Regions from separate parts of the Mus musculus genome. Here regions 1, 2, 3 and 4 are each linked to region 5. The links are chromatin loops, found by intact Hi-C in ENCODE. Cell type or tissue: left cerebral cortex. All regions are shown on one strand. Region 1 overlaps Slc8a3 (solute carrier family 8 (sodium/calcium exchanger), member 3). Region 2 overlaps Slc8a3 (solute carrier family 8 (sodium/calcium exchanger), member 3). Region 3 overlaps Slc8a3 (solute carrier family 8 (sodium/calcium exchanger), member 3). Region 4 overlaps Slc8a3 (solute carrier family 8 (sodium/calcium exchanger), member 3). Region 5 holds the start of Slc8a3 (solute carrier family 8 (sodium/calcium exchanger), member 3).

Region 1 (5,000 bases), 110 kb after region 5:
TTTCCCCAGAATGGATGAATGGAGTAGGTTAAGCCAGTTGAGGGGGTAGGATGGGTGGTATTGGCCTCTCAGACTTTGTGTCCCTCAGAGGTTTTGAGTATCCAACCACAGTGACCTTCAGAGGTTTTGTCTTGGTTTTTTTGTTTTCTTTTGTTTTGTTTTGTCCTTTGTTACATGTCTTTATAGCAGAATGATGTGAGCCCCCAGGTGGTTTAGCAACCAGTGTACTGGTTGCTAAAGACTCTACAAGGTCTTTCTGAGGGTCTCTTGTGGCTGGGCATGTGCCAGGGACATACTTCAAATAAGATAGGCTCAGTCCCTTCTCTCACAGAGTTTATACTCAGGTGGGGACGGACAGACTGGAAACAGTAAGCAACAAGATAACTTCAAGCCATGAACAAATGGAGCGGTGAGATGGAACAGACTGCAATCCATGGTGGGAGGAGGCTTCTAGGGGCTACGGTGGCTATGGAAGGCTTCTCCAGGGAGGTAAGGTGGGCAAGAAAACCCAACATATGAGAATAAGTCCAGATCTAGGTCAAGAGCATCCCAGACAAGGAACATGAGGGAGCTTACCCTGAGTGAGAAACAACCCAGTCTGAAAGTGGAAAGAGTATGGTGTTCAGGAGCAGTGAAAGGGGGCCTTATGATGAGCAAGGTCTGAAGCTCGGCCCCGCTGGATCGGATGGAGAAGTTCCTCTGGGACACTGGATTTTGCTTGTTACAACTGCAGAGGCCATGACAGGATCTGGACTTCACTTGAGTTAGGGGTCTCACTGGGCAATCAAGGTTAAGCTGGAATTCTGTAGGCCAGTCTGGTCTCAACCCTACCAACTTACAATCCTTCAGTCTCTGGAGTGTTTGGATTGCAAGTCTGTGCCACCACCTCTGGCTACACTGCCTTTTTAATCTCCCACTCTGGTTGTAACAGGAGAAAGAGAGAGAGAGAGAGAGACAGAGAGAGAGAGAGAGAGAGAGAGAGAGAGAGAGAGAGAGAGAGAGAGAGAGACTGAAGTAGGGCCAAGGACAGGAAAGTCTCTTTGGAGGCTGCAGCTGTCCAAGAGAGAAGCCCTGGTGTCCTGATCTTGGTTGCAGAGTGAAGGCTGATGGTCAAGGTATTTGGAGCCAGAGTCGGGTGGAGAGGATGAAGGAAGGAAGGAAGGAAGGAAGGAAAGCATCAGTGCAGGAGAGCGATGGTTCCGGGTTCAGAGTCTGAGCCAACTGGTAGATGATTATGCTACAGCTGAAACTCAGGGAACAAGTTTGGAAAGAACTCGAGGCCCAGCTGATGACTCCGAGCTAATGTCCTTGTGGTCTCACTTGTGTGAGGGACAGAAATGAAAACTGTGTCAGTTTTAGGAAGCTGTAAGGGTTTCTCCAGCCTCCAGGCAAGGTAATGCATTCAGTGGACACAGATGTCTTTCCCACCAATGAGCTCAGAGGGGGAACACTGCCTCCTTCCCTCACCCTACCCTCCAGCTGGCGCTTCCAGCCAGCTAGCCTCATCTCCTCCTGCTGTGACTCAACACCTGCCTTCCTTTCTCCTGTCTTCTACTACGATGTCCACAGTGTCTCTTTTCCTGTTTATCTGCTGACTAGAAATCAAAATGACTTGATCCACATGGTATAACAGTCCAGAGCTTCTCATGGATAACGGCAGAGACCAGATTTTGAGAGACTGTGAGACTCTCTATACCCCTCCTAGCACGCCAAGCCCCAGTAATAACCCATTTGGGGATCTATTATTCTGGTTTTTCCAGCCCTTTCTTGACCTGACTTCTATTTGCAGAAAGCACTATTTGTTGATTTCCCCTTATTTGCTGGCTTAATGACTGGAGATAAAAAAGATGCCTTTACATGTGACTCTCAAACTGGGATTGGTGCTATACTTAATAATAATAATTCCATTTTTTAAAGCCCTCAGTAGAGAACACACCTCCCTCCGTGTGCTTCCACATTATTTGGGAGACACTACAAAGTAGATACTATTGTGCCATTTTGCACTTGAGACTTTACACTTGAAAGATGTTAGAGCTTGAGCTTTATCAGGTTGCCCAAGGCTACCCAGAGGGAAAGAATAGAGGAGAGATTTTTTTTTAACCCAGGCTATCAGTCCCTAGAAGAAGGAAAGCCATAGTGCTGTGACTTTCACGGGCTGCAGAGACATTGTTTCCCATGACAGCTACCCAGGCTTTAATGAACTGAAGCGGGTATAAAGGCCATCAAAGTTAAAAGTGTCATTTCATAAGCAATTAGTGGCATGGTCCAGGGCAGGATTAACAGCTGTTATGCTCACTTCAGGAGGGATGGACCCAGTAAGTGAGGTTAGTAGAAGAACCAGAGACACATGGGCAGACTGGAAAGGCTGAGTTGGGGAGGCTTCAGGGAACAAAGAGCCTGTGCCAAGTTAGACTATAAAGATGGCCATGCCTCATTTAAAAGGAATAAAGAGTAGATCAGAGGGCCACTGTCTCCTCTGTGAACACCAAGGCTGGGAGGGCGCGTGGATGGGAGCAGACCAGGGTCCTGCAGAGCTCTGCATTCCTATGCTGCAGAGAGAGGCTGTTCCACAACACAATGGCATTCACCAGGGAAGACAAAATGTGCAGAGAGGGTTTCTGGTCCTGCAATGTCCCATCAGAAGGGACAGCTTCGAGGCACGGGCTTACCTCTCTTTTTAAAGCAACTGAAGAAAGGAGAAGCAGCAGGGCGGGTGGGTAGGTGACACAAAAACAGTCACCTACACATTTGTTCTACAGAATAACACTTTCTCATACACAAAGCAATGTGGGAAACAGCTTGAAATTGGCCAAAGGATTGATGTAGAACTTGAACGCTGATCCCGACTCAAACGGCCCCAGAGTTCTGAACCCTCCTCTCACGTTCACACACTGCAGCATCTTGTCTGTAGACAGCATCTCCTCCATCACCACAAATTAGACTATGTGTGACGCAAACAGAGCAGTTCTCGTGGCTCCCTGTGATCCCTACCACCACACAAAAGGGCAAGAGTCTACTATTCTGGGCACGATTCCCACAGGCCTATTTGTCCCTTCCTTTCTGTTCTTTTTATAAAATAAGCACTTTCAGTCATCATCTGCTGGTTCTAGAAGTTAAAAAAAAAAAGTTCTTCCTTGTTCCAAAAGCAAAGAGATGGAGAATAAGCCTTATGAGAAGACCTACCGGGGCAATCTTCTTATGTGCATAGTAGCCTTGCATCAGTCTCCAGAAGGATCACAGGGAACTGTGGGGAATTATGGGGAGCAGGGAGAGAAGCAGATGAGACGGGGCAGTGAGAGCTGGATGCTGGTAAGATATTTCTGAAAATGTCACAGTGAAACTCACTAATAGTTACAATGTATAGACATTAATGGCTTTAAGTTTTAAGTGTGGGAACCAGACAGTCTCTATTGCCTATGAAACTATTGTCTGAAAATACTAAAAGGGAAACTCCAGAAGTAATAAATTATAAACAGCTTTTATTATAGTGAGTGTGAGTGGTTTTTGTTTAGTTTAGTCTTTTGAGATAGGGTATTGGTTTTGTAGTCCAGGCTGTCCTCAAACTTACTGTGTGGTCCATGCTAGCCCTAAACTCACACCAACCTTCTTCCTTAGGCTCCAGAGTACTTGGGTTACAAGTGTGTGTACCCCCATGCCAAACTGGCACTGTTATAATTCTTCTATTTTATAACTAGTTGTTATCTTGTATTGTGTCTCATGTCTAAACTAAACTTTATCATATGTATGCACAGACAGCATTATAAGGTTTGGTACTATCTGTGATGTCATATGTTCACTGGGGTCTTGAAAATTATCCCTAATGGATAAAGGAGGTGCTATATAACCCTTGATACTATCGAAACATTGTTTGTCTTGTTTGTATATTTGTCCAAGATCACAGAGCATCTCTGGGATTAAAACTCGGAACCTTTGTCTATAAAGCCTGAGCTACCTCTAGTCTTCAAGTATAGTTATAACACGCAGCCCCATGAAATTCAAAAGGACTCACTGAAGCTGGAGGAGGGCCAGGGCAGCCACCTTCCTCCATGCACTTGTGGAACTAGGGCCAATTTGAACCCTTCTCGGTCTCTTTCTCTTTTCTTCCCTGTTTCTTCTCCAGCTGCCTTGCCCTTGCTTATGAAACTTTATTTTTCCATCCACAGCAAAACAATTCACATCAAGGTAATTGATGATAAGGCGTATGAGAAAAACAAGAATTACGTCATTGAGATGATGGGCCCCCGCATGGTGGATATGAGTGTTCAGAAAGGTGTAGTACCCTGTCCTCCACACTAACAGTAACAATCTTCTTCCTGTCTTCCTCTCGCCTATGTTTCCTCCTCCTTCTCCTGACTTCTACATTCCTGTTTCTTCCTCTCTTGTTCTTTTCACTTCTCCTCTCTCTGTCCTAACACCTGCCAACCTGTCACATGGTATCCATAGAGAGGTCCTCAAGACCCAACGGCCATTATTCTGGGGTGGCAAAATGAATATGGGTGGGAGAGAGAGAGAGAGAGAGAGAGAGAGAGAGAGAGAGAGAGAGAGAACTCTGAGAGTTTGATAAGTAAAGTTCTCCATGATGTAGTTTGGAGGCAAGGTTTGTTTACAGATAGGAGGAATCACAGGGAACAAACTCTCAGCACATTTTCCAAAGTACAGTTATCCACAAGGCTGAGTTTCTGTCCCAGGAGGTTGAGAAGCAATATATTTGGTCATAACTCATCTCACTCCCACAAGGAACCCATAGGAGCCATCTTATCTGCCACATCTCTACAATCAAAGGTTATTTCTCTCCTTGACATTGACTGATCTTAAAGTAAAGGTCTCCATCAAAGACCTCCTTGCCTTACTCCAATCCCCCTGTTAAGGGAAGCTAGATGTGAAGGCAGATGGAGCAGCAGAGAGAGAATTCTGACCTCAGGGCAAGCTTTCTCCGCAAGCCCAGGAGATGTCTCAGAATGGACAGAGCTGTGCTTTCCATTTGAATGGCCTAGTATGCC
Region 2 (5,000 bases), 120 kb after region 5:
AGTGCTCTTCCTGCTGATCCATAGAAGGAACAGAATGAACTACTACCTCCCTTGCTATCTTTGTCGATGTAATGAGAATACCCACTGGCCATTTAACTACCTTCACAGTCTAAATGGAAACAACTAAGAAAAATTGACTGTTGCTCACCTACTTACACACCATGTAGATTCTGAGTCCACACATATCTTCAGTGGCTATGAATGTGCAGTTGTCTACACATATGGAGGGTCTCAGGCATGTGTTGCATTCCTTGAGGTTACTAGAAAAAAAGTTTAGAGATATCCCCACATATATAAGCAGACTCTTCTTCCTTGTCAGTCTCTACCAGGAGTATGTAGCAAGATGTTGCCAGACCTGACAAGTGCCAAGGAGTGAGGGGTGTACAATTACACATACAATCAGGATGAAAATGTGCTGTGAAAAATCATGAGAATTTCTTTTTAACTGGTGGATTTTGAAGTCCAAGAGAGTTTAGCATAAGCAAAGCTCTTATTTCATGTAATGAGTCTCTCAATCATGGGAAGAACCTGTCAGGTTACCATAGAGACAAGAGAGTTTGGCACAAACAAAAATAAGCTAGAGATATCCTGTGTTGTGTGTGTTTTTTGATTGTTTCCTGTCCTTATACAAGTCTTGGTCTGACTGTCCCTCTGTTCTACAGTTCACCTACCATTTTGAACAAAAACACTACCAACTTTCAAGATAGTAAACAACAAGGCTTTATTAAGCATTACTAACTACAGGGACAAGAGGAGACAGGTGCAACAAAGTAGGAGGAGTCCATGTTTCTGAAGTCCAAGATATTACAAATCATTCAGGGACAACAGTCTGATGAAGGATGCATCTTTTTCCTTATATCATTCTTTTAGGGAAAAGTCAAAAGCCTGGCCATAATGGTATCTAAGATACCATTTGTGATTGTGAAAACCTTATGGGTGGTAGGAGGCAAAGCATGATCGATTGTAAGGCTAGAGCTGGGAATCATAGATGTGAACACTATTACACTCTTGCATATTGCTATCTGGAGTTTACATTCAAGCCCTATGCTTCACTTGTCATCAGCAAGCCAGCTACTCTGGCAGGATTGCTAGATGCACACCGTGTCTGTGATAACTAGTCCTCACTCCTTTTCAGACTGAGTCACGGTGATCACCCTAGCACCCTTTTTATCCACTTGGTCCTCCCATCCTCATGCCTCCATCCTTAGCACTCATGTGTTCAGGGAAGGTGTGGTGCTAACTTTCTTATAACTGCTCAGCAGCTGTTCCAGCTTCTCACGCCTCTTGCTGCTGCTGTTGCTGCTGCTGTTGCTGCGCATGTTCAAGCGCTGCACATGCTCAAATGCTGCTGTCTGCATGTGTTCTTGAGCTCTCACCTTCTAAACCCACTGCATTCCTTTTGCTGTCAGGAGCCACAAAGCCAGGGGACACTTTCAAATGGGTCCTTAATGTTCTTTACTTTTCTTTCTCCCTCTTCTCTGGTATCCACTTGCAAACAGCGCTCCTGTTATCTCCAGGTAAGAGCTGTCTGTCTTTCCCCTCTTTTCTATTCTTGCCAATGCTATTACTTGGTTTAAGATCAATATCCATTATTTTACTTAAGAGGAACTTCAGGGTCAAGATAACCTGACAGATTCTCCCAAGACTGTGAGACCCCTTACATAATTATGTAATTATGGGGAAGTAGATAACTCCTTGAGCATCATTCTCATCAGTGAATGTGGGGGAACGCATAGTTAGTCGTTAAAAGAAAACCTTCCAAGAGGACAGTAGATCATAGACTTCCATGCATCTCAGTTCATCTGCATCTTATTGTTGGGTGAGTTAGGATAAAAGTTAGGACCAGAATCTCCAACAGGATTGACATAGAATTCAAAACGAAAAGACTGACCCCAGACACCCGGGAAAAAACAACCAGTAACTACCTAGAACATGAAAGGTAGTTTGTTTAAAAATATACAGAGAGACTTTTATTGTTCCTAAAGACCTGCTAACTCATCACAGATGAGACCTAAATTGCTAGATTTAGATTCATTCATCATTTATCCTTAAAGTTACATATGCTCCAATTAGTAAAACTGTGAGGGAACAGGGTTCTGGATAAGAAAGACATGTAGAGACTTTATTTTAGAGAGAGAGATACTCATTCAGAATTTAGATCCTGTGTAGGACGTGGACATACTCTGAGAGTAGACTGGCATGAGTGGGAGCCCTTCACGAACAGCATCCAACCTCATGACCAAAAAAGAAGGCAGCCCTTTGTGTCTGGCAGCACTGTACTCAATTCAGATGGAATGGGCTCCACAAGACAGTTTCAAGATGTTTTAAAAGAACATCTTACATTTCATCTGTTCTTTGAACACACACACATGCACACACACACACACACACACACACACACACACACTGAGGCCATTTGAGAGAAGAAACATCTTACAGAGTGCACTGGTGTTCGAGGTTACCTACAGGACAACCCTTGGGTTTAGGAAGAAGCAATAGATGTAGAAGATCATTCGCCTCCTTGAAGTCATAAGCAAAAAGCGCACCTAGTGTTTTCCTTTTGTGAAAGTGATGCTATAACCTCTTTGTCTTCTTGTTTATTTTTATGCCAGGAGGATAAGGGCTAGCTCCAGCTCTATGCTCTGCACTCTGCCCCCAGGATGCTGTTCTTTCTTTCTCTGTGCTCATACTACCCCCACATGAATATGTTCAGGTTCCCTTGTTCCAGCTCTCTCCTTCACTCCCTAACACACATATCTGGATTTGGTTTAAGTTTCACTGCACCTTTAACATGCTTTCAAATGCCTGTAGAAATATAAAACACAGAGGGGATGCTCTCTACCTTTCAGCGGATAGACCTCTGAGGAGCCCTTCACTAGGCTTCATAGCTACCAGACAGCTCAGGTTTTGATTTCAACCTTCTTGGGAGAACAGAAACATGGTTAACAGTGCCTGGTGGTGAACGAGAGTAAATGCACTTGTCCTGGGCTGTCTCGTCAAGTTCAGGGGCCTTAAAGTGGGAGACTTAACCCCACCTCTGCTTCTTTGTGGGGATGTCTTCAGAGCACTCACAGTCCATCCTTGTCTAGCCTGGAAGGCTCTTTGTTCTTCCAGTATTTGTCCAATCTTCCATCTTATTTATATTCTCCCTCCCTCCCCACCTCTTTCCCTTTCTATTCCTAGAACTGAGAGTTTGTTTAGTCGGCCTGAATATCAAGATCACCTCTCCTTTGTTCTCCTCACTGGAAATTCTGAGGAGTGATTATCCTTTGTCTTTTATGTTTGGAACTTGAAGAAATTAACTTAACTTGAACTTAAAGTAATGACCATTATACAAAAATTAGAAAAAAGAGAGGATAACTTGCAAGTCAGAGTTTATAGAAAGGTGTGTGTGAGAGAGTCAGTTAACAGATATAAACAGTGCTTCTGTGGGGCTCTGGGTGACTTAATCATAGAGGATTGGCTGCTTGTCAAAGAGATTTTTGCAGGAGGCTAGATACAAAAAGTGGCTGTCACCACAGGGGTGGACAGGTCAGCAGGTAATCAATAATATGCCAGATGGATATAGTGCTAGATTGATAGCTAGACAAGGGGTTAGACAGGTACATTTATGTGTCACTGGAGAGCTCATTATATTGGTATAAACTTCTCGTGGCACATGTAAAGTATGACACGAGGGAACTGAGGAGGGAGGGGCAGAATGACACTGTCACTGCTGAGACAAGCGGTACGGTGTGATGCCAATGCCAGAGAGAAGAAGAAAAGGCTACCAATTCTTTAAGGAGTTTCTCTGCCTTCTCTAAGGGCTTCTCCCCGCAATGCTTTGCAGTTCCATTTCTAGGACTGCTGTCCTTGCAAATACCCCCATCAATTCAGACTTCCAGATTTGCCTTCAGAATAAACTCACCAGAGACCCATATTAAAGTATGTGAGGTGAGGCTGCTAGAAGATAACATCCAACTTGGAAGTATAAAAAGGAATGGAGAATAAGTGAAAGGTGAGTTACCCATGGTAAACAAGACATGTAGAGCCCCTCCTTAAGGCTTGGAGAACATTGTGGAAGAGGGGCAGGAAGAGTGCAAGAGCCAGAGGACAAGAAGAAGAACTAGAGAATGCCATCCCATGGACACTGTACAGCCATTCTCATCATGAACTCAATGAACTTTCCTCATCTACAATGAGCCTGCACAAGAATGACTCTTTCACCAATGGCAACCATGGAAGGGAAAGGAAGTCAAAACAACCCTCCCAACCTGCAACCCTAGTGACCACGATAGGTTCTGGGAACTAGGGGGTCATTGCTGTCAGTTGAGTAAACAATTAGGGAGCCCACAATTCTCCAGCATATAGTTCCAAACCCACCATTTTGCAGACGGCCCAGGTTAAACTCACAGGGTCTCAAAATCTAACTAAAATGTATGAATGTGGAATGGAAACTTGTTGAGAGAGTCTTGACAGAGGTGATAGGGAACGAGGGGAGGGGTCCATATCAATTACAATGCATTACACATGTGTCACAGCACAAGTCTAACAACAAAAAAAAGACCTAGATCTTCAACAAACACCAGCGCTAGGCTGGTGCAGCACCACGGACAGCTCCCAGACCTTGTCACAGATAGCCTTCCCATTGGTTGCAGAAAACAATAACTCCAACAACTGGCTCAGATACTGGAGCCTGCGCCACTGTCAACTGCCCTTCTCCAAGGAGAAAAATCTTCATATAAATAAGTCTCTCTATTTAGCAACACCCATCCGTGCTTCATAGTCTTCCCCTGAGTTGCTTTCACTGCAGCCACAAGAACCCAAGTTTCTCTGCCCCACACTTCACTAATTCCTAGGCCTCAGGAAAAAAAAAAAAAAAAGACTTCCTTGGCCTCCAACCCATTTTGTCCTTGGGATTATCCAAGGACTAGAGGACTCCTGTGGGAGGTTTACTGTGTGGAATGAAAGCAATTAAAGAGCTGAATAAAAGAACTAATTGCATGTGAGAATGTAGACTT
Region 3 (5,000 bases), 130 kb after region 5:
GGGCTCAAGGATTCGGTCACAGCTGTTGTTTTTGTGGCATTCGGCACCTCTGTGCCAGGTGAGAGTGAGGAGTGCTTAAGTTTGCAGGGAGGATGTCCCCTCATTTAAATGACCCCTACACTCTGCCTAATCTCAGATCAGAAACAGCAGGCCCTGTGGGTCACAAACAATTCACATGGCCAATCCCTGCCCTGCTCATCCAAGCCTTACTAGACAGGGGAAACTGAGGCCTACCAAGTATATGGTACCTAACCAAGTGAGTGGCCCGATTTCTTAGCCTTCATGTTATATTAATAAGATACACGCAATGTAATTAAATAAATAGAATAACGCCCTTCCATTTGCCTTCGGCAGCCTATGAGAGTTTAAAGATTAGCCTGCTCACAGATGTCCCCATAAAGATACCTACAATCCTTGTTGGCCTCCCTTGCTCCTGTGGTCACCTTTGAAGTCAAAGCGTCTCCTATCAGAACTGGCATGAGAACCTTAGTGGGATTTGTCCTTTAGTGTGAGGAATTCCATGCTGTTTATCTTCTTCTAAGCATCCAAAGGCAAACCGCAGTAACTATTCATTAATTCGTTTAGTAGACTAATGTTGACTGAGCTCTCAAGATGCCTGGTACGGTGTTGTGCTGGTTGCAGATCTATTATGTGAGTCAAGGCAGACATGTTTCCTCCTCAGCCCTTAGCTAAAAAAAAAAATCTAGCAAAGGAGACTAGACCCAACTAATTAAAATCCATCTTAATAATTCCTATGAAGTAAAGGTGTCAAACAGGAAACCTTGAGTTAAGCTGAGTCAGGGCAGGTCCTATGGAAACCATGCCTGAATGACAAATACTAAGTAGCAGGTATTAGGCCAGGCTCCCTACTTAACTCAATCTGGGTTTCTACGGCATTTGAACTCTGACCTTTTGCTAGCTTCAAGTATTTGTACTAAATCTCACCAGGCAAAGGTCTCCAGGGTGAATCTGGGGCATCCGTCACCGTAACAAAGAAGGATACCCTTCCAGAGGTCAATTCTAAGTATTAAGTTCTTCAGTGTGGCTATGACAGAAATCCCAAGAGAAAAACTTAAAGACGGAAGAATCCATTTTATTCACAGTTTTGGGGTGTCAGCACAACATGTCATGGAAGGATACGATGGAGAAAAGCAATTCATATCTTGCTTGACAAGAAACAAAGAATGTGGTAAAAGGCCCAAGGCAAGCTATTATCCCCCAAGAAATGTTCCCCAGTGAGATACCTGCCCCAACTAGGTCCCTCTTGCCTTTCAGTGCCTCCTAATAATGTCACTGAATTATGACTTCATTAGTGAATGTGTCCATTCCTTGACTCATAGCCCTTAGGATCTAATAATCTCTGGAAACTTCATCACAGACACACCCACAGATACCATTCGACCAATCCCCATCTAACCAAGTTAATACTCTAAATGAATCATCACACTATACCCACAGCACATTTCAGGAAATCTTTCTTCTAAAATCCCAGCTCAGACTGGGGGGCTGAGAGAACTGCTTTATGAATTAGTGATGTCAGAAATCTGGCTATTATAGAAGTGAGTCTGCTGTTAAGAAATCAAATGGTGCCAGGAGCCTTGCAGGTGAGATGCCCTGTGCTCACTGCTCCCCAGGCCTTGACATGCCTCAGCCATCAGAGGGAAAGGGGCAGATGTGAGGGGGAAAGACATATGGGGAAAATAACCAGGGATAGATAAGAGCCAACCTGAAAAATTATAGTTAAGATAGACCAAGACACTTTCCCTGGGAGATCCAGGAAACTTGGCAACAGTGAGATATCAGGATATACTGCATAGGGGCATAGTTTAAGGTATTTCCAAGACCCAAAAATTGGTCCAGAAAGCACATGACGACACCGGGGCTTTCAGAAGAATATGCTATGGTTCATATCTCTGATTGCATGGCTCTTGATGAAACTCTTTGGCTGTGGGAGGATACTATGAAAAGGATTCTTCCACAGGAATTCTAGAGTCAAGTCTTTAGCTAACTTAAGGACCTTCTGTAGATGCCTTAGCCCTTATTTTCCTGAGCACATGGGCATCGTTCAGTCGCCGTCGAGGTTACGTGAGTGCATGACCCACATGACAGTGGCAACCTGCTTCCAGGGATGTGAAAGTTCCTTGGGTAGATGTTATGAATTATTTCTTTGCTAAAAACAGAGTCAGTGGGGAACGATATGCCTGATAGGTAAATATTGGGATGGGAATAGCTCGTAGAAAGCTTCAGATACCTACAGATGAGGACTAGGAAACCCTGACCCATATTGGATGCACTCAAGGCCACACAGCTCAAGAGTAGCAGAGCTGGAAGTGGTCCCTTTGCCCATGCTGCCAAGCTGCCTATAAAGGATGCTCATAAGGCCCCGCTCAGCCCATCCTCCCACAGCTCCCATTTGTCTCTGTCCTTTTCCAGATACATTTGCCAGCAAAGCCGCTGCCCTGCAGGACGTGTATGCAGATGCTTCCATTGGCAACGTCACAGGCAGTAATGCCGTCAATGTCTTCCTGGGTATTGGTTTGGCCTGGTCCGTGGCCGCCATCTACTGGGCCATGCAGGGACAGGAGTTCCATGTGTCCGCTGGCACTCTGGCCTTCTCGGTCACTCTTTTCACCATCTTTGCATTTGTCTGCCTCAGTGTGCTCTTGTATCGTCGGCGGCCCCATCTGGGCGGGGAGCTCGGAGGTCCTCGTGGCTGCAAGCTTGCCACGACATGGCTCTTTGTGAGCCTATGGCTCCTCTACATACTATTTGCCACGCTGGAGGCCTACTGCTACATCAAGGGGTTCTGAACCGCCGGAACAAGACCGCCACAGGGCAGACCTGGGACTTCTCCTGAGAGAAGGACGCATCCTCACCAACCTTCCCAGGTTACTCATCCCTGGAGCAGACACATCGGGACCCGAGCCCCAGGAACTTCACCTGACCTTGGCCCTGGCACTGCACAGAAAGGGCAAAACTTAACCAATCCAATAAACTGGAGAAGGCATCCACTGTCCAAAGTATTTAATTAAAAACAAACCAACAACAGCAAAAAATCCACCTCTCCCCATCCTGCCACTCACAGCCCTGAGCGTCCCCTTCTATCCCACCACCCAACTATTCCTTTGACTCTAGTTCCCCACAAGGGGCAGGATCTGCCCTGTCTCCAGCAAGATGCATCAAGACTCCCTCACTCAGCTGTCAGGGTATGAGAAGGAGCCATCTGGACAATGGCTGCCTTGGGATGCTCTCTTCACCTGGTCGTCATTGTAGTCATTTTCATTCTCCTACCAGGTTATTGTCTTGTCTTCTCTTCCTGAAGTTAGTGACAAAGGACCCTGAAGGAATTCCAAATCTGAGTGACAGACACCCTCCCACTCTCATCAGGCCGCTGCCATCTCTTGGCTCCAACTCAGGGCATAGGAGGAGCTTCATTCTTCGTGCATTGACATCAAAGCCAAACCACAGAGGAATCACCTTCTTCTCAGTGGAAGCCATTCTACGTCTCTGTGCTGCACCTGTGTGTGTGTGTGCCCTCCCACAAAGAGACTTCAGAGCAGAGATAAGAGTGTTCCAGGCTGACCAAGGGCACCCGGGGACACACGGGGAACACCTCTCCAATGTTTCTGAGTTTGTGTCTGAGGTGGGGGAGAAGAGGGTCTTCAACTGGGGAGGTCTCTAAGGGAGTGTGTCTCTAAGGGTCTCTTAAAGTGTCAGTGATTGGGGGCATGGCAGCGTCACCACCCCTCCCTGGCTGATGTGCCATACTCCGAGGGCTGAAGAGGTGGCTTGAAATGAATTTGGAGGCTTGTAAGAGAACAGGGGCTTCCTTCCCCCTCTCCTGGCCTTCAGGCCACTTTTGAAAGCATGTTCATTGGATGGGGACCGGAATCCTTCATTTCCCCCATGTTCCTGCTTGTTTTTAAACCGCATAAAGCTCCCTCTTCCCAGACTGTGGGGCATTTCTTATGCCCTGCCCCCAAGGGATCCAAGTCACCACATTGCCAAAGAATCCAGGCTTCTAGAAAACAAGAACTGACACGCTGACACCCCACCTCCCAGACCTTTCCCCTGTGTGTTTTGAAAAGACCTGGCTTTAAATCACACACACACACACACACACACACACACACACACACACACACACTACAAAACTGCCCACGGGTCTTGAGGCTTTCTGCATTGACATAAATACATTTTCTAAGAGAGAAAGACAAAATTAAAACGACACCTGTTTAATTTTAAACAGATTTTTTAAAAAGAAAATAAAAAATAAAACAATGCTCGTGTCCTAAGCTGTGTTGACAGTTGCCGGTGGAAATGTTGGGTTGGTTCAAAAAAAAATAATAAAAATAAAATAAAAGGTCTACTTATATGTCTCTACACACAGCCTGCTTTCCCCCTGTGTTTCTTCAATGAGTGGTCCAGGGGCCACCTTGGGTATCTGCTGAGGCAGATGCAATTGAACTGAAGGTATTGTCTCCTATCACACACAAGGACTAATATGCTAGACATAGTATTTTTTTTAAACAAAAAAAGTTCATGGAAATGATATCTGTCACAGCCAGACTTCAGGAAGCAGGAGGACGTAGGTCATGTGGGTTGTGTAGATAGCAGCAAGGAAACGTTTTGTACAAGAAGGGAAGGGCAGGGAAAGACTGACTAGAAAGACATACTTAGCCAGGGCTCCTTACACAGAGACTCAGAGTCATGTCTGTTTGCTCAGGACTCACTCAAAACTCCTACTGTGTGCACCTCCCATGTGTTCAGTTACATTCTGGTGACACAATGAAGACTTAGTCCTTGACCATAAGAAGGTCACAGTGGAGAAGATGAAGTAAAATTTCTTTTAACACAGTGTTTTGGGTTCTAGGAAATAGGAACCAATGAAAATGGTTCTCGAAACAGAGAGGGGCGTGCACTGGGATGCCTGGTGGGGGAGGGGTTTGTGGAACTCAGATCGGGGGACCTGAGGAACCAAGACTACCTTCCCTGTCTGC
Region 4 (5,000 bases), 110 kb after region 5:
GTAGGGGTGGGGATCTAGGGGCAGGATAGGGGAAGGGGCAGCTGGTCGCTGAGCCCATTGCCTGTGTTTCCCCATTTAACTCCCACAACTACCCAATGTAGAAGTTATCCTCACATTATTGCTGAAGAGACAGAAGCTCCGAGAGGTTAGGCTCAATGCCAGGATCGCACATCTGCCAGCAATAGAGGTGACGTTAGCTGAAGTTTTCACTATTCAGACTTCACTCACTTTCCCTCTACTATAGAGACAGATTCAGGTGGAGATTCTGTTGGGCTTTTGAAGCAGATCCCAAGAGCAACTTGAGTCCTGAGTGCAACTAAATTATTGGAGGAAGCCAAATAAACTCCATGATTTCTATTCAGCTGCTGCTGTTTGTCCCCAATGGCTGAGAGAGACAACAGTGAGGCTGTAGTCTCCAGGAAATATAACAGCAGCATTCCCCGTTCAGACCTGTGTGAAAGAGTGAAACCATAACCCAGAAGATGCTTGCTGTGGTCTTTCCGTCATTCAGCCGCTGGCTCCCTCCCTCCCTCCCTCCCTCCCTCCCTCCCTCCCTCCCTCCCTCCCTCATGCCACATACACCTTTACCAAGCATCTGACATATGCTCTCACCTCGGCAGATAGAGGCAATTAACCAAACAAACAGTGCTCGTCCTCACAGATTTTAGAACACTAGAAATGACAGAGAAGGTGACAACTGCATTAATTGGTCACTTCTGTATAACTGGGGACAAGTAGTGTTAGTACATACCAGAACATCACTCGCCCAATGGCATCAGTGGAAGGAAAGTCCAGAAGCTCTTATGAGTGGAAGAAATCCAACATAGAGGTAGAGAGGTGATGTGCACTTTCAAGGTAAGCAGAGATTCCCCTAGGAGTGTGGCCTCAGTCATGAGCTCATATGGTTGGCGCATGCTCCAGTCCATCTCCTACCCTGTCTCTTTTAAGATCATGAAGTGCATCTGACAGCCACATAAGGGAGGTGTCACTAAAACTAGAAAGGTAGACTCACCTGAGATCTGGCAGGAAGGAAAGGAATTCCCACCCCCACCCCATCCCTTGATATCATTATTATAAAACTGAGTTAGCGTATGAGGGTGTTTGTGCCCCCCCCCCAATACCTAGAATAGGTGAGTAAGCTGTAGTGTTGGCTGCTTCAGGTTAGCAAGAGTAGCTCTGAGAAGTGCCTCTGCCTGTGACCTTTTAAAGGAAGGAAGAGAGTTGGCATAGAAAATGTGAGTTTCTGTAGCTTGGGAGCTTTCCAAACTGCCTGGAAGGCAGCAAATGTGGGGGACACTGTATGAATGAGTTCGAATTAGATAATATCATGTGTGTGGAGCTCTTGAGTGCTTCAGAGAAAATGCTGTCTAAATACACAGTGCTCACATCACAGATAATGATACAGTAGTCTATTTATAGTGCTCTGCTACCTACCTGCCGGCTGTTTCCCAGGGATGGTGGAAAGATGAATGGGCAAGATTGAGGGAAAGTGCTTTGAAATCCTTGATTAAGAGCCCTCCGAGCAGATGTACCTTTGAAAATGTATTATATTATTGTCACAATCATTGCGTTTTCTTTTATCACCTCAAAATGTCACCTCCTCCTGTCTCAGGTGAATGAGTCCATCGGTTTCATGCCTATAATGTCATCCGAGAAGGCAGCAGCCCCCAGATGTGTAGTATACACAAACATGCACCCCTCCCCCCAACCCACCCCCTGGGCTGCCTCCTGTCAGTTGAATCTGGCCTCTCCGTAAATCCAGGCTTTCCCCAAGCTCATTTTATTTCTTCCAATAGGAAATGAATATGTAAATGCCCTGCTTAAAGGGAGTATTGGTTGCAAACCTTCTGCACACAGTGGACAGATTGAGGCTGTGGAAATGGGAGGAAGGAACGGCCGGCCTCTAAAAGGGGAACAGACTCTCACAGTGCCTCACCCAGGATAGAGCCCAGGAGGATTCACAGAAGTGAGGCCAGGGAAGCAAAGGGATTTGAGAACCTGGAAATGGCACCACCAGATCAGAGTCTTGGGTGGATGGGGTCAACAAGCCCTGATCACTCTTGGGGAACTTTGCCTATCAGAGCCAGAGAGGGGTGGGGGGGGGCAGGAATACAAATTGATCTCTTGGACTCCCTTCCATTATGGAGATAAAGCAGGAGCCTTAAGCCTGTGGATCCCTAGTGGGGTGTGAATATGCAGTTGGGTCGCTTCTGCAATCAGCTGAGAAGAGAGAGCAGAGCTGGCTGGTAGGGAAGGTTATCCTGTGACACTGGAGCTATGGGTGAAGGAAAAGGTCTATCCCCTTTCGTTATAATAGGGGAGGCTGACAGACAGCTGTATGGCAGTGAGACAATCTGTGATTCTTCATCAGTCCATCCGTGGAGTTGAGAAAGTACCCTGCTTGGCCCTACTTATTAGACAATCAGGTATGTTATACCCTTTTATGAGTCCATACTGGGGACCAGCGAAAGAATTACATGAGTTATAGCTTAAACAGAACATCATCAAATGTAATGTCATTTCTGACTACTTATTCTTTGCTGGTCCCTCGCTATAAGCTTTCCTCACATTATCTCCTTTGGTCTTTTTGATGACCCTGTGAGTGGGCCTTACAAACTGTTCCCTCCCTCAGATGAGGAAAACGAGGCCTACAGAAAGCTTCACAAATTAGCCTAGAGGCTAACATTTGTAAGTACTGTATACAGATGGCTCTGACCGTGAAGCTGGAGTTCTTCACTACTGAATGATGGAGAGAATCTTTATTTCCATGGCATCAGGCACAAGACAGAGCAGTGGGGAAAGGCTGAGACATAGAGCCATCGCCAGTAAATAATTAAAGTGGCAACAGTGAAGGCTGTAGACAAGGCAACTCTTTTTAAACATGTTTTGAAGGTTGGGGAAAGAGGTCTAGACTGTTGGGGAAGAGATGGGGGAAGTATTAAAGCCATCTTTTCATAATGGTAGCTCTGTAACGGGGCTTCTCAATGGAGTAGTGTGTGCAGGGATGGAGTGAAAGAGGCAGCCAAGGGCTCTCTGCATCCTCATGGTAATCTTATGCTAAGTACTAAGTGTGGGCTCTGTGCTCTTACATCCTGGGCTCAGCTTCTGGCTCCACCACTTACGACTATTCACAAATCATCCATTCAATATATATCAACTGCCCATGGGCCAGAGTGTGTGCCAGTGCTGGTGAGTGAGGCAGGCAGGGTTTCTGCTTTTAATGGCACTTGTGTTCTGGTGAGGGAACCAGGTAAGAAGGCTAATAGGATGAAGGCGAGATAAGACGATGGTGCGGAAAGTTGCTGGAGGTTAGAGCTGAGAAGACAGAGAATTAACATATAAGCTGAGACATGGTCTTGAAAACCTAGTCATGAGACTCTCTGGGGAATGACAGTCCAGAGAAAGGAAACGGTTAGTACAAATGTCCTGAGGTAAGAATTGGGTTTATGCATTTGGGGTAAGAGACGGCAGGTAGGTATCCTAGGGCTGAGTGTGCAGAGGGAGACTGGCAGAACACATTTTGTGAAACAAGCCAGGTGAACTGTGCAGGCTCGCTCAGCAGCCATGCAGCACCTGGGCCTGTGTCCACAGTGCACATCCTCCAAGCTGGGGCAGAGCTGTGGTACCGGGCACTCTGGGAATGGAGCCCTGCATGCTGTGATTTCTCAAGCCTTCCAAATATTTGTGTTGTGTCAGTTTCTCAGCTAGATCATACAGTCTCTGTCTCGGTCTCTTTTTTTAAAAAAAGGATTTGTTTTTATTTGTGTGTGTGTGTGTGTGTGTGTGTGTGTGTGTGTGTGAGAGAGAGAGAGAGAATATGCTACAGGTCTGCAGCTAACCTCAGAGGCCTGAAGCAGGTATCAGATGGATGACTCGAGCTGAGGTACAGACAGCTGTGCCTGCTATGGGAGCCGAGACTAGAACTCGCACATCTGGAGGAGCAGCACACAGCACACTTAATGCCTGCCATTTCTTCACCCTCATTCACGTTCAATCGAATCCTAAGTGCAGCAGGATCTGTTTCCTGGAACCTAAGTAAAAAAAAAAAGTGGCACATGAGGACTTTCCTCTCTCTTAGGTTTAAATTAAGGACTCTTTATTCTTAGGGTCAACCTTGATACAGACACCATCATCACTTTGCGCTCTCTAGTACGGCAGTCCTCAGATCTCTCAAAACTCATTCTGAACAATGATTCTAGGTTCCAAAGGAGGTCTTATTTTTGGAGCTGCCTTTAAATCTTTGGTCAGCAGTTCAACAACACACAGATACTAAAGATTTTCCCTTAAAAGCCACAGAAAGCCCCTGGCTGACGAGAGGATGTACTGTAACCGAGCTTGAAGCATGGGAGCCAAAAGTGAGTTTGACTGCTGTGAGAGTCCGGGCCTGAGGTGACAGAGATTTGAGGGGGATGATGTTACCAAGAGGAGGTGCCAGCAGAAGGGACCATGCTGAGGAATGCAACTCCCACCGCCTGAGGAGGGCAGGAAGGCAGGTGCTAGGGCGACAGAGAACTAGCATCCATCTGTCTAGAGCACAATTCAAAGGCCATATCCTCACCATCCTCTCTATCCATCCCAACCCCTAGCTGTCCTCTCTCTATTGAGCACAACAGGGAGCACACTGGAGACTGGGCCTACAGAATGCTTTGGTCAATGCATGGGAGCTGGGCCCTTGCAGAGGGAAGGGAGAAAAGATGAAGAGCCAGTGGAGATGGGAGCTCTGGTGGATAGGCAGGCAATCAGACTGGGAAGACAGTCCCAGAGGGTGAGCAAGAAGCCTTGTATAAAACATACAGAGAGAGAGAGAGAGAGAGAGAGAGAGAGAGAGAGAGAGAGAGAGAGAAAGACAGGCAGACAGAGAAACATGCTCAACACAAACACAACATGCACACACACACATGCATATACATGCACACACATGAATATGCATGTACAGACACACATGCACACAGAGAGACATGCTCATGTACAAACACCAGCATAGGCATACACACATATAG
Region 5 (5,000 bases):
TTCTACTTTTTTCTTCTCATTCTAACACAAAAAGTTTTAATGGAAACCTTTCCACGCCAAGACCCAGAATGCTGCATCAGCATCTTGTACATTTGAACTCAACAGCATCTGTGGTTGTCTGCACAAGCCAGTCAACATTTCAACTTGGAGGGTGGAGGATCCCCCCCCCACCACCAAAATTTTATATAGCATTGTATCATTGACTGTGGTTTATTTCCCCAATTTTGTTGAAAAAAATTTAAGTGATTTCAATTTTTCACTGTTCTGAGTACCACTACACACATCCTCACACGCATCTCTTCATTTACATCCCCAGTCACTGCCATATTCCAGGAAAATCACTGAGTCACAACAGCTCTCACTTTTATAAAAGATCTGAGGTATCTCTAAAAGTTACCTACCCCAGTTTGCACACATCCGTCCCTCTCATCTTGACTGAAGCCCATTTAGACTCTGTCCTGCTGTTCCATGCAGACAAGCACAAGGCCAATCCTGCTGCCTGATGGGTATGAAACCTTCACATGCCTTGAAGTCATTGAAATCCTACAATGCCAGAATCTGAGCTCTTAAAATCACCAAGATTCAAGGCCCATAAATTATCTGAAACCGCTCCTAGCAGTCCACAAGGAGCCCAAATTCAGGATAGGATCACCTTCTGACTTACTAAAGGAACACTGCACTGAGGGTCCCCACCCAAAGAGTATATTTCCTTCCAAGTTCGGGTGCTTTCTACCTCTTGCAGGTACAAGCTCTTTGGACCAAACCTTGTTAAAGAGGTCCTTCTCCCTGGTTGGTGTCAGGGAGCTGGAGGGTTGTACATGCTTTGTGGTATCACACTTTGCTGCTTGTCAGTAGGACTCTACTTGGTCTCCTCCTTTCCCATCCTTGACTCTGCTGCATGTCCTCTTAGGACAGCTGTTTAACTTCTAGACAACAAAGGTCAACCGAAAAGTGGAAGAGTAATTGTGTATATTTCATAGCCTTCTGTGAGGATGGTATCAAACAATGCAACCAAATTCACTGGCACTAACTCTGCTCAGGAGATAGGATACTGTCTGATTCCTCTTATGCTTGGCTTCAGACAGCAGAAGCAGTTTCTGTCCCATCTACACTGGGGTCTATGCAAAAGGCCAGCCTCCACTCTCATTTCACAGCTGCCTGATGACACCAATATGCTGAGGACACGCAATCCCATCCTTAGGCATGTCTGCCCACTCCTCCTGCCACCAGGACCACGCGTGACAAATATAGCAGAAATTACAGGCATCTGATTTAAGGCTGTGTGTGCACTACTCTCGAGCCAAGCCCCAAACCCTAGTTCTGATGCTGCATCAAAGGACCATCTCTGCCTTGGTCTCCAGGCCCAGAGTAAGCAGCAATTTGAAAGGCAGCCCCCTTTTATTTTTAGCTTTAAAAATCACCAAAGCCAACATAGCAGTGCTCACCCAAGCGTCTCTCACAAAGCTCTTGCTTGACTTGGGTTGAGAAAATGACAGGGTGAGTTCTGCACCAAGAAAGGGGGGGGGGGAATAAATGGGAGAGAAAAAGGAGTCGTCGTTGTCCCCCCCCCCCCACACACACACACACATTGCCAACCTCCATCCCCCTCGAGTCTTCCCCTAGGCCTGGGTGGACCTTGCCTGGGTAATCATTCCCTGCTATATTTAAAAACCACAATGTGTTTGGAGGGAACTTAATTTCGGGACTGCGGGCGGTGGCGTCTCCCGAGGACAAGAGGAAAGCCTGTGCCGAGCTTCTTGCCTGCTGCCGGGACTTCAGGACTACCAACTCCCGGGAATCCAGGTCAGGACTCCTTGCAGCTGCAGCCAGCTCCAATGCTCTAAGCTCCAGGCTCAACGGTTGGGTTGGTGGCTTCTTGGTAGGGCTTGCATCTGCATTCAATCTCCTGGGACTCTGCATGCTAGGTCCGTGCTTGGTGTCCCAGGCCCGCTGAGAAGCGCTGTGGAAAACTCCCCTCCGCTCCCGAGGCTAAATATGCGCGGCTTGTCATTCGGTGTAGCTGTCTCCCAGCTGATAGGGTGACGTCGAGTTTGGAGGCTTGGAGATTGGCTTTTTGATTTGGCTCCTTGCGGAGGCTTAATGGGCAAAGCTCTAGGCTCACCCAGAAACCAGCCCCTACGCTCGTCCCCTCTGAGCGCGGCGAGGCCGAGACGTCTCCGGTGGTGACAGTGGGCAAGGCTGAGCCGCGCGCTCCCAGCCCGGGGAAAGCCCGGGCGTCGCGGCAGCCAGCCCCCGCCGGGGTCCCTCCGAGCCGCCAGGGCGCGCCGCGCTGCTCTCCGTCCCACCCCTCCCATAGGGATCCCCAGGCGACCGCGGCCGGGACTCCGGGCCTTGCTTGGGCCACTCGGGCAGTCTCTGCTCCTTGGCTGGACGCCGCCGAGGGTCTGTACAACGCTCCCTGCGCCCTGGCCCCAGCGATCCTGCTCCAGATGCGCTGCCTGGTAGCCCCCTGACAGCTGCTAGCCCACAGCTCCGGGCGGCAGCCGCGGCGGACTGCCATGCCCTGGACGCCGCTGCAGCCGGCCCGCAGCCCGCGGGGGCGATGAGCCGCTGCGGCCCGTGAGGAGCTGGGCGGCGCGGGCATCGTGCACCTTCCTAGCCCGCCTCACTTGCCCATCGAGCTCTGGAGGCTGAGGGGAATCGGTGAGTAATGGGATGAGCCCACAATCCCCAAGCTCTGGAGGACCGCAGAGGCAGGGGACGCCTGCCAAGATCCCAAGCCTGATATTCTCCCGAGAGAGGGTCCCTGGTGAAGAATCATGATAAGTTATTTCTCAAGATCATTCGTATGCGCTGCCTTGCGGCGGGTTTAGTGCCAGAAAAGTGGGGGAGGGTGCCCGGGAAATATGTTGTATATGCGGTGTAGTGGGGGAAAATCTGGGAGGGTGTCTAAGCTAGAGTGCTGGGGGTGCTGCTAGAGATGCCTGTGAGCCATAGTACTGGAAACGTGTGTACAGTCCTGTTTTGGGTTTGATGACTTAGTGGCGGGGTAGCTCAATGAGGAAGCTTCATGGCGGTGCGTGTGTGTGTGTGTGTGTGTGTGTGTGTGTGTGTGTGTGTGTGTCGCGGGTGTCAGGGCGTGTGAGTTCTTGGAGCTGAGTGGCTAGGAGGGGGACCGCGTTATTCCCTAGGCGGACGCGCGCATGCGCGTGACACACACACACACACACACACACACACACACACGAACTCATGCGCGCACACGCATGCACGTACCCCAATCTCGGGACTCCATTGCTGCCTGCCCATAACTGCAGTCCCATTGTATCCCCTTCCCTCCAATCCCAGAGGGCTCTCCAGCCAAGAGCTACCTGGTGATCTGAGAAATCCAGGGCTGCCTGGAGAGCTGTGAAAAGTATATAACTAAGGTCCCCTCCTTTCTTCAACTCTCTCTCTCTCTCTCTCTCTCTCTCTCTCTCTCTCTCTCTCTCTCTCTCTCTCTCAGGCAGGAGCCCTCTTTTAAAGGCCAGGCTGCTTCTGCAAGCCCTGGCTGACCTGCCCTGAGGACCTGAGCCACACTGGGTCAGAGGATAAATAGGATTTGCTAGAGGGGTTTCAGGGAGGGAGGTAGTTTTTCTTTTTCATTCGTTGTGTTTTATTTTTAAAGGGGAAGGGGAGGGGATAGAACAAATGCCTTTAATGCAGTGCTGTAAATTTCCTCACTCACTGCTTGCCTCCTACCCTCTCCCTCTCTTTCTCTTTCTCTTTTGGCAATTAACAAACAAGCATCTGAATGTTTGGTGCTAAGGTTTCCCAGGCAGAAAGATTGAAATTGGGTGCAATTTATCAGAACTGTAGACTGCAGCTGGGCACCAGGTGCCCAGCTCCTGGGTGGTCAAGAAACTTCCAAAGGGGGAGGGCTGTGGATACACAATGGGAACACATTGGTCTTCTGGTGGGGTACCCAGAGGGAAGCCTGCAGGCCTCCAGCGACCTGGTGACTTGCAGCAGCTCCTGTGATTAATCTTTCACACCTGTTGTGCCCCATCCACTTGAGCTGTGCTCTTGTTTACCCCGGGTTTACAAATATAGTGGCCCTGCCATGCTCTTCCTGAAGTGGGGGGGATCGGTTCACTAATCCAGGGGCAGGTGACCTCCCGGAACGGGTCCTTCTCCCCACCTTCCCACCCTGCTGGCAGCCTCTGGCTGCTCATCTAACTTCAAGAGGAAGCTGCCTCTACAGTGAGGTCTTGCAGTGTTGCAAAAGAGGATGGTTAATGACCAGAGCTTTGGGTGACTGGATGGGGACTGGTCACCCTGGGTCTGCACTACATCACACAAGTCTCTTAAAATATATGAACTGTACTTGTGTGTGTGTGTGTGTGTGTGTGTGTGTGTGTGTGTGTGTGTGTGTGTAAGGAGCCTGAGCAGAGCCTGCATAACTGACACTTGATTGTAGAGATTCTTTCTTTACTTGAAGACCAGAAGGCCATGATGCAAGGCCCTCTCCATGGACTACTTATAGTTCTTCCCCCACCACCTCTAACATTCCTTACCCAAGAAAGCTTTCCATTCCTTCTCTGACCAGGCTAGATTTCCTTATTTCCTACATCCTTAATCTGAACCCACAACTTTGAAGTGATCTAAAATGGAACTGAATTTTACTGATGTGACTGAGCGATGGGGGGGGGGGGGTCGGTCGGGGAGGAGAAGCGCAGCTCTAGACAATGAGCTCCAGGAAGAGAAGAAAGAAGGTTTGCCTTCATCCACACTGTATCCCCAAGGCTTATCCTTGTGTCCCTAGCCAGCATAGAGTAGGCACTTGGACACTGTTTGGTTAAACTAATGGAATCAGAGGGATTTGTTACATCTTCCCCACCCGGGATGTCTTCTCCTCCCAGTAGGAGAAGGGAGAGAAGTTTTCTCGAATCAACTCTGATTTGTTGCTGTTGGCTTTGTTCTGTTTGTAAAATCAAGCCATGCCTGGCAGCAAATGTCTGTAATCTCACCAGGAGGATTATAAATTCAAAGCCTGTCTG

Evidence for each region. Peaks named below come from ENCODE experiments on the same cell type or tissue, not always from the same donor. Only the 100,000 strongest peaks of a DNase experiment are listed, where the experiment ranks them.
Region 1: it touches region 5 in a loop (2.7-fold over the local background); 7 of 42 quality-filtered maps call a loop at or near these places.
Region 2: it touches region 5 in a loop (2.7-fold over the local background); 8 of 42 quality-filtered maps call a loop at or near these places.
Region 3: a loop joins it to region 5, with 2.6 times the contacts of the local background. A loop is called at or near these places in 7 of 42 quality-filtered maps.
Region 4: it touches region 5 in a loop (3-fold over the local background); 6 of 42 quality-filtered maps call a loop at or near these places.

Annotation. Positions count from the first base shown.
Region 1 is chr12:81,215,991-81,220,990 of GRCm38, reverse strand. All of the region lies in intron 2 of Slc8a3 (solute carrier family 8 (sodium/calcium exchanger), member 3), which reads left to right. Among named protein-coding and RNA genes, the nearest start is that of Gm3693, 9.8 kb to the left of the region's middle. In left cerebral cortex, no CTCF peak of the experiment used is centred here; DNase peaks (open chromatin) are centred at 1,450 and 2,772.
Region 2 is chr12:81,205,971-81,210,970 of GRCm38, reverse strand. The region is part of intron 3 of Slc8a3 (solute carrier family 8 (sodium/calcium exchanger), member 3); the gene reads left to right. Among named protein-coding and RNA genes, the nearest start is that of Gm3693, 20 kb to the left of the region's middle. In left cerebral cortex, no CTCF peak of the experiment used is centred here; a DNase peak (open chromatin) is centred at 2,221.
Region 3 is chr12:81,197,301-81,202,300 of GRCm38, reverse strand. Slc8a3 (solute carrier family 8 (sodium/calcium exchanger), member 3) reads left to right here. Exons shown (of 7, transcript NM_001167920.1): 6 at 1-58; 7 at 2,434-4,386. The coding sequence ends at 2,810. Among named protein-coding and RNA genes, the nearest start is that of Gm3693, 28 kb to the left of the region's middle. In left cerebral cortex, a CTCF peak has its summit at 2,560 (motif pointing left); DNase peaks (open chromatin) are centred at 1,993 and 2,526.
Region 4 is chr12:81,223,117-81,228,116 of GRCm38, reverse strand. The region is part of intron 2 of Slc8a3 (solute carrier family 8 (sodium/calcium exchanger), member 3); the gene reads left to right. Among named protein-coding and RNA genes, the nearest start is that of Gm3693, 2.7 kb to the left of the region's middle. In left cerebral cortex, no CTCF peak of the experiment used is centred here; DNase peaks (open chromatin) are centred at 130, 1,325 and 3,009; H3K27ac peaks cover 429 bases.
Region 5 is chr12:81,330,305-81,335,304 of GRCm38, reverse strand. Slc8a3 (solute carrier family 8 (sodium/calcium exchanger), member 3) reads left to right here and starts at 2,125. Exons shown (of 7, transcript NM_001167920.1): 1 at 2,125-2,664. In left cerebral cortex, no CTCF peak of the experiment used is centred here; DNase peaks (open chromatin) are centred at 2,027, 2,887 and 3,094; H3K4me3 peaks cover 1,986 bases; H3K27ac peaks cover 1,260 bases.